Linked DNA regions of Homo sapiens: region 1 is linked to region 2. A link is a loop called in an ENCODE intact Hi-C map of the cell type or tissue named here. Cell type or tissue: MCF 10A. All regions are shown on one strand. Each heading gives the region's core, and the rest is flanking DNA. Links, peaks and the distances in the headings are about the cores only.

What was found. Hi-C counts contacts between places; a loop is a spot of excess contacts. Peaks named below come from ENCODE experiments on the same cell type or tissue, not always from the same donor. Only the 100,000 strongest peaks of a DNase experiment are listed, where the experiment ranks them.
Region 1: it touches region 2 in a loop (7-fold over the local background); 15 of 110 quality-filtered maps call a loop at or near these places.

What each region holds. Positions count from the first base shown.
Region 1 is chr1:165,363,152-165,367,548 of GRCh38, reverse strand. No RefSeq gene overlaps it. Among named protein-coding and RNA genes, the nearest start is that of LMX1A, 8.6 kb to the right of the region's middle. In MCF 10A, for the core only: no CTCF peak of the experiment used is centred there; DNase peaks (open chromatin) are centred at 2,048 and 2,648.
Region 2 is chr1:165,591,146-165,595,542 of GRCh38, reverse strand. No RefSeq gene overlaps it. Among named protein-coding and RNA genes, the nearest start is that of LRRC52-AS1, 11 kb to the right of the region's middle. In MCF 10A, for the core only: a CTCF peak has its summit at 2,403 (motif pointing right); a DNase peak (open chromatin) is centred at 2,402.

The DNA.
Region 1 (4,397 bases), core at 311-4,310, 230 kb after region 2:
GGTAATGGGACTTGCAGGGTGCAGAGGTGGTTGGCTGGCCCACTACACCTGCCCATCTTGAACTCCAAGAATGAGTAGCTGAGAAAGGTTAGCTTGACCTTCTGATGCAAATGAGGAATCTCTCAGCATTGGTTCATGGTGGCGATGCTTTTCTTCAAGAAGAACAAAAGTCTCAGCACTGAGATCCTATTTGGCCGGGTACAGACACCTAAAGCTGAAAGAGATGCATCTGTTTCATCTGGACATCTACTTTGGGTCTTATAGTATCTTTTAGAACAGGGTTTGGCAAGCTTTTTCTGTGAAGGGCCAGAGAGCAAATATTTTAGGCTTTCGACTTTGCAATTCCAACTATTCGACTGTGTTGCTGTAGGGTGAGAGCAGTCATAGGCAGTCACTAAACAAAGGAGCATGAAGGTGTCCTAACAAAACTTTATTATGAACACTGAAATGTAAATTGTTCATATAATTTTCACATGTCACAAAATATTTTTCTTTTAATCTTAAAAGTCACTTTAAAATGTAAAAACTTTTAGTTTGCAGGCTGTGCAAAAAACAAGCAATGGGTTGGGTTTGGCCCCTGGCTGTAGTTGATGGACCCCTGATCTACAATCTTGAACAGTTAAAGTCATTAGGTGGCCAGCCGGTATGGTGGCTCATGCCTGTACTCTCAGGGTTTTGGGAGGCTGTGATGGGAGGATCGCTTGAGGCCAGGAGTTTGGACCAGCCTGGGCAACATAGCAAGACCGCGCCTCTACAAAAAATGTAAAAAATTAACCAGGAATGGTGGCACATGCTTGTAGTCCCAGCTTCTTGGGAGGCTGAGGCAGGAGGATCACTTGAGCTCAGGAGCTGGAGGTTATAGTGAACCATGATCATGGCACTGCACTCCAGCCTGGGCAACAGAGTGAGACTCTGTCTCTAACAGAAATTTCTTTAAAATCATTAGATGGTGCCATTGCAAGCTGAAATCATGGAAGCAGCTTCTCACTACCTTGCCAATCCCCAGGAAGCTGCAAATGTGTCCACAGAGTCTGGCTCCATAGATGAAAAGGTGGGGTCGACCAGGGCTATCAGTTCCCTGTATTTGGGGTTTGAAGGGGTTTCTGTGGGAGGAACTCTGGCTCTAAATTTTACCCTTTTTCTCACTAGACAGAGAAACTTGCTCTCTTTTAAATCTGTGTTACTGGGTTCTAAAAGAATGAGGTGTTAGCAAATCTGAACTGAATCAACAGTTTGGGGAGTAGCAGAGTATACCACTTCCTCATCGGTAAGAAGATACACTCCTGAATATCTTTAAACAACATGCCCCTTCAATGCACTGGAAATGTGACTACTTTAATACAAATGTGATTTTACATAATTTCCCAGGAACTCAATCATTTTTAAAGGCAAGATGCACCTGTACTGTGACTTACATTAAATGTGTGGTATTATTTGTTTCATGGATAGTTAAACCTATGAGTTGAAGATCGGAATAGAGGGAGGATGAATATGAGAAACTTGAAAGATTTTAAAGGGTCTCTGTAAAAAAAAAGTTTATGATTTGGGTTACAAAGCGGGAAGTAAAGGATCTATATTTGTGTTGTGGTTTTTGGGGTGTATGCTTAAAGAAACTGAAGGATACCTCATAACCTACTACCTGGCATGTTATGTATCAGGGAGAGCTGGGCAGAGAGCAGGGACTGGAGGCAGACTTCACTGTACCCCTTTTTTTGCACCCTTGGTTTGTAAACCCTATTATAATCTGCATTTTTCCTTCTTCATTTCCCACATCTGTCACCAGGGCCTGACTCTGGGAGGACACTAAGCTCTCTAAGTCACACATCTGTGTGTTTTCTAGTGAAGGAGGCAGATATCTAAAGGAAAACTGGAGATACCTTGTGATAAATGCTAAACAGCCTGCCAGGCAGAGGAGGTGCTAATTACCTGTCTGAGGGCTTAAGAGGTGGGTTTTCAACAGGGCAGAGAAGAAAGGAAAGTGGACTCCTGCCTGAGGACACTGCTGATTGGGTAGCAGAGCACAGACCTGTGCCAGGAAAATGGATGGGGAGTGTCTGAGTCACAGTGTGTGTGTGTCGGGGTGGGGGGGGTGTAATGTAGAGTTGTGAACGCCTGGAGTTGAGTGAGGAGGAGGGAAGAGAGAAGGGGAATGAAGGAGAGGAGGCTGGAAATGTTGAGTGGGACCAGCTTGTGCAGAGAAATTTGGATTTTCCTTGGGATGTAGGGATCCATAAGAGGCCCCAACATATATATCTGAAAACCAACAGATGACAGCTGGGAGTGGTTGTGGCTACAGACTGGAGGCCCCTCATCTGCGAGGTGAGAGGCTAGATCAGCTCTGTGCTGGAGCCCCGTCCAGGACTGACTTTTTATGACTAGGTCAGTGTTTCTTCTCTCTATGCAATTGCTTGTGCCATCCAACTGAGGCTCAGCCAGGAGCATGCAGAGCCCTCTCATTAATGTCTTGCTGTCCTAAGGAGGTGAGAAATATTATCTGTCCCATTGCTCAGGGGAGAAGTTGCAGCCTGGGGTGAAACCACTTGCCTGTGCCTGGAAGTGAGTCAGTGGTGAAACCAGAGCCTGCTACCCAGCGGGAAGAAAGATGAGACACTAAAGAAACTCCAATGGCTGTGCTCCTCCCTCCCCACCCTGCCCAGATGTTCTGGGAGACTCTGGCTGAACTCCGGGGCACACCCATCCATGTTCCTGGCAAGCATGGCAGGCCGCAGTGTTTTCACTACCCACTTTTTAGCTGCTGCTGGCTCGGAGCCAGGATGGGGTGGCTGAGCCCTGGCGAAGCTTTGGGGCTGCCTGGAGAGGGCAGGGCACCTGCCAGTGGGTGCCCTGGTACCACCAGAAGGATCAAGGCATACGTTTGCTCATTGAAACTTGGCAGCTCTAAACAGGGGCAGAGCAGTTTTCAGCTGACATTCAGGGTGGATCTCACTCTGTTTGCATATGAAATCAATGAGATAATGGATGGGAAAACATTTTGAAAAGTCACCAAACTTCTTCTTGCACCCCATCCTGCTGCTTTCCTCCTGCATTTCCTATTTCTATTACTACCACACTGTTCCCCAAGCCTCTTTGATGCCTTTTCCCCTTCATTTCTTCTCACTTCACAGCTAAACAGATGCTGGACTTTTTGACTTGATTTCTGATATTGCTCTTACATTCATCCCCCTCAAGGTCATTTCCCTGCCCTGGGCCAGACCTTGAATTTCTCACTTATACTAGAGTAACTAAGTTTATCTGCTCTACCTCCCTCTTCTCCTTTCTTTGAATTCATTAGCCACACTGATACCAGAATTAATAAGCATAGGCCAAACCCCTGATTATTTTACTCCTCCAATCCCAATCTTCCAAAGGCTCTCTATGGCCTGTGGAGTCATAAACTTAAAGTCCAGTATTCGAACCTCCTGTGTTGCCCCATTTCCTTCTGTGCACAGAGATTTTCTAACTTACCTTGACTTTCTCCCCGGATGCCTTTGCTGAAGCCATGTCATCTACCTGGAATACCTTCACCTTCAATACCCTCCTGACAATTTTTTTTTCCTCTCTGAACTTTAAGGTTGAAAAAGGATTGGGGATAAGTTATTGATGGGATAGGAAAGGAGGAAATGGAAACACGTCTTAGATGTATCAAAAACCCTTTATTTTAATGATCTTATTAATATATTCATGCAACAAATATTTATTTTATGCAAGGCACTGTGCTGAGGAGCGGGATGGAAAGATTCACTGTTTACTTCCTTGGGCACAAGAATCTGGAGGTATGAGGATTAAGGGTACATTTTCTTTTGTGTTTAATCAAACAAATCCACAATTACCACTCTAATCCAGGTGCAAAAATATCTATAAGCTGGTTATTTCTCTTTTTGCCCTAGCCGCCAGGAAGCTCAAAGGCAAATTAGACTCTCATTCACGGTATTCATTTGCTCAAATGTTCACACATAACAAGTGCCAAGTACATACTTAGAACTATGTTAGATTGAACCGTGTTATCATAGTTGCTGCCCTCAAAGAGACAACTGTTAACTCTTATATTTAATATTATCTGTTTTCTCTCTTCCTGTTTTTGTAGTTCCACCTTATTAACTTGTTGTATATATCATTTGTTTTACATTTGCTATAATTCTTTTCACAAGAGGTGAGATACAGTCAATAAACAAAAGTAAAAAATTTTCAAACACTGTTCATGAGGTCACAGGTCTGATCTCCATTGTCATGAGTTACATATGTTCTTTTATTATAGACTCTGTCCTAAGCCAGCTAGACATATAAATAATGTTGGAAACACAGTTTGATTGGATCGTAACAATTTTGTAAAGCTTTACTTTTCTCTGTGTCACCTTGTAAACACAGAGTGACATTTAACATTCTATCACAATTCAAAT
Region 2 (4,397 bases), core at 77-4,076:
TTGTGGTGGGTCTTAGCAAAAGATACCGTGTACAGAAAAGGGGCTTCTGGAAATTATCATGTTTCAGCAACAAAATTGTTTAAACATCTGACAATCATTTACAACCAAACATCTCTGGTCTCATCCATGGAAAATATCACACATAGCAGAGAAAATTGAAAAGAGCTGGCAGAAGATATCTGTTGAGTTTGTATTGTGCACTATTCAAGTGGGTTCCTAGGAAACCTCAGACCAGGGTTTTTTTTTTTTTTTAACTTCAATTTAACTTATTGGGTCTGTTCCCTTATGCTGAAAGTGGGGGATCAGAGTCTGGTTTTGAAGGCGAACTTGAGAAATTAATTAGTCCATTCTCCTCCTGTCTGGAAACTCGGCATCATGATTGACATAGACCCTGACTCCAAGGGGCAGATGGAGGCTCTTTGAAATTCTTGGACAGGCAGAATGTCTTCTGCCATCCCAGAATGTGCTCTGCCTGCCCAAGAACCCTGCTCATGAAGTCCAGTCTCAGGTACCACTGTGCTGAGGGCTCTGTAGAAGGAGCACCTCCATATGGTTTGGACCAATTGTTTGTCATCCTAGGGAGTAAGCCTGATCTTTTAATTCCTGGTTAGAAACTTTGACTGTATCTTGTCTTTAGGAGTCCATTGGCCTGTAGATTTCTCTAAGTCCATTTTTCCAGGATTGTTTTTGATAAGAAAAAGTTGTAAGGAACCCTGGTTAGCCTGAAAATAAGCCTTCGAGGTAAATAGGTTTAATCCTAGGATGTGACTAGCCTTTGGTTCACAATGACATTTCCATCTGCTTTAAAGACATTGAACTAGGTAGGGGTGAGAAGATTCTGCAGCGTCTTAGGAACATGCTTCTGAGGGGAATAGTAATAGCTCAACTTTCTCTAATATGAGAAATGTGAAGTTATTGTTGAGCCTGATAGAGCATATTCTTCTAGTATATAAATCACACTATTATTAATGTAATCTGCAGGATAAAAAACTTTGGGATAATTAGTGAACAAATCAGTCACTCATAAGGCATACAACCAGAGAAAATCAGGCTTCATTAGTTTGCTCACGATGAGAAGCTCCCGGTTAATAATTATAGTTGTCTTAATTGAACCTCAGATGGCAGTTTTCTGCCTATCAACTGAGCAGGAAACAGATTTTGGTTTCATGCCTGTGATCTTATACTAATTAATGTATGAAATGCGTTTCTTTACAAAAGCATGTTTGCATGTCTTTAAACCGGCGCTATCCAGTTGAAATACAGTGCCATCCAGACATGTAATTTAAAATTTTCTAGTAGTCCTGTTAAAAAATAAAACAGATGAAATTAATTTTAATGACATACTTTATTTAACTGGATATAGCCAAAATAGTGTCATGTCACTGTGTAATCAATATAAAAATAATTAATGGGATTTTAAAATTTTTATATGAAGTCCCAGAAATCCAGTGTGCATTTTACATGTACAGTGCATATCAATTTGGACTAGCCTAATTTCAAGTACCAATGGCCATATGTAGATAGTGGCTGTTGCTACTGTACTGTATCTATAGTTAGACAGAGGATTTTAGAGGGGAGAGAAAAATGGGGCAGGAAGGAGAAAGGAAAAAAAAGAGCCCCTACGGGTTAAAGAGAATCTGTGGCACCAAATCTCCCGGCATAGGCATCCCCTAAAGCTTTGGTTTCCTTTATTTAACACCCCAGCAGGAGATTGTAATCCGAACAATCTTATGTACTCAATATTTGCCTTAAAAAATTTGAAAAGTGAGAATAGGTGGTTTTGGTCTGTTAAAATGAGAATGGGCTTTTGTGACAGGGCAGACAGACCTGAGTTCAAACCAGCCCTGCTGGGTCTGAGCTGTGAGCTTATGCAAATCTGTACCTTTTTTTGGCTACACTCTAATAATAGGGACCCAATAATGGAGACGAAAATGCTAGTCTGGCAGGGTTTTAGTGGGGATTAAATTAGATTCCTTATGTGAATGTACCTTGTTGAGTCAGTGTGTGGTGTATGGGAGGTGCTCAGTCTCCTGGTGCTGTTATCTTCCTCTTACTCCATCTGTTTTTCTAATAAGGGCGCTTTTCTTAGCCTTTATTCCCTCTATTCCCTCTTTCAGGATTTGAACTGATTTCCTACTCCACATTCACAGAATTAAGGAAAAGTACTAGAGTACTTACTCCTTCACATTCATGACTCTACTTTCCTACTCTACATCCTCAGTTTCTGCCGCACCCCCTGCTCATAGGATTTAGTTGTGATTGTGTTAGGACTAGAAAAACCTTATTGTTGAAGCACCAGTAATGATGGTAATAACAATTCAGTGACTACCTATTCCAAATCCATATGAAATTTTCCATTAAGTCGCTCTAAATTTGTTAAGACCAGCCGTACTTCCATTTTTGGTCGATAGGTGGCAGCATTGTCTAAGTCACTGATCTCTGAGCTGCTGGTCTGTCAGCCAGTTTCCTTTTTGGTGCTACAATTGTAATTTTCTATGGTTCATTTTCTTAACCTGGAAAACTTTTTCTTTTCGTCAAAAAGTCTAGGGTAACTGGCTGGGCGAGGTGGCACGTGGCTTGTAGTTCCAGCTACTCAGGAGGCTGAGGCAGGAAGAATGCTTGAGCCCAGGGGTTCGAGACCAACCTGGGCAACGTAGTGAGACTCTGCCTCAATTAAAAGAAAAAAAGTCTAGGGCACCAGACTACCATGCCAAGGTGCCTATTAAGCCCCATTGGGGCTGGGTCCCTGGTAGGGGCCTAGGAGGGTGATGGCAGGAAAGAGCACTTTCCAGTAGGAGATCCCCAAGGGTCAACATGTGAGGAATGAGAGTGGAGAAGTGGACCCAGAAGGCTGGATGAAAGCTGGAACAGCTTCTATAGACAGAGACTGCTGATAGGCATCAAAGACTGGTCTTCTGGCAGGTTCACTGTAATAACTGGGAGCGGTTTTATTGCTCTCATCCCCCCTTATAAGATGTGTCATCTTTAAATTAGAAGAATACATTTGAAAAAAATATTCTGTGTTTTTAAATATTTTGTCACCTGGAGTTTCTATGCATCTTCTCTCCCCTCAGTACAATGAGAGTTGGTATTCTGAATGACAATCTTAGGGAATCGCATTATCCGACTATTTGAATTAAAGAGAGTCTAATTGTATTTGCAAACTTAAAGTTCTTACAGGCTTTCTTTTGCATTTCATCAGGTGAGTTCATTTGACTTATTTGGTGTGGATCAAGTGATTAACCAGAGAACATTTGGAGAATGCAGGAAAGATGCCATAGACAAAATAAAATGAAAGAAAGCTTTGGTTTCTTTGATTTAACACCCCAGCAGGACATTGTGATCAAATATCCCATTAGCTTTAAAATGCATGTATCTTAGAAAATAGGATAGAAACTATTAGTTATTATTCCAGAGGATGGACTAAACCAGAAAAACTTTTGAAGTCAAGCTACATGAATTCTATGACTGATCATGCTAACAAAAAAGAGAGCAGGAAACCACTAGGGTTATCTTGGTTTGTCTGTATTCAGTCATTTATTTATATATTAAAAAAAATTGGGCCGGACACCGTGGCTCATACTTGTAATCCCAGCACTTTGGGAGGCCGACGTGGGTGAATCACCTGAGGTCAGGAGTTTGAGACCAGCCTGGCTAACATGGAGAAACCCTATCTCTACTAAAATAATAATAATAATAATAATAATAATAATAATAATAATAATAATAATTGGCCAGGGGCAGTGGCTCACACCTGTAATCCCAGCACTTTGGGAGGCTGAGGCAGGATGATTGAGTCTAGGAGTTCAAGACCAGCCTGGGCAACACAGTGAGACCTTGTCTCTAGAAAATATAAAATTAGCTGGGCATGGTGGTGTGCACCTATAGTACTAAGTACTATGGAGGCTGAGGTGGGAGGACTGCTTGAGCCTGGAATGTCAAGGCTGCAGTGAGTTGAGATTGCGCCACTGCACTCCAGCCTGGGTGACAGAGAGAGACACTATCTCAAAAAACAGAAACAAACAAACAAAAAACCTAGCCACGCGGGGTGGCTCAAGCCTGTAATTCCAGTACTTTGGGAAGGAGGTGGGAGGATCACTCGAGCCCAAGAGGTCAAGGCTGCAGTGAGCTGTGATCACACCACTGCACCCTAGCCTGGGTGACAGAGCAAGAACATGTCTCAAAAAAAAAAAAAAAAAAAAAAAAAAGGCCGGGCGAGGTAGCTCACACCTGTAATCACAGCACTTTGGGAGGCTGAGGCAGGTGGATCACCTGAGGTTGAGAGTTCGAGACCAGCCTGGCCAACATGGAGAAACCCGTCTCTACTAAAAATACAAAAAAAATTAGCTGGGCCTGGTGGCGCATGCCTGTAATCTCAGTTACCCAGGAGGCTGAGG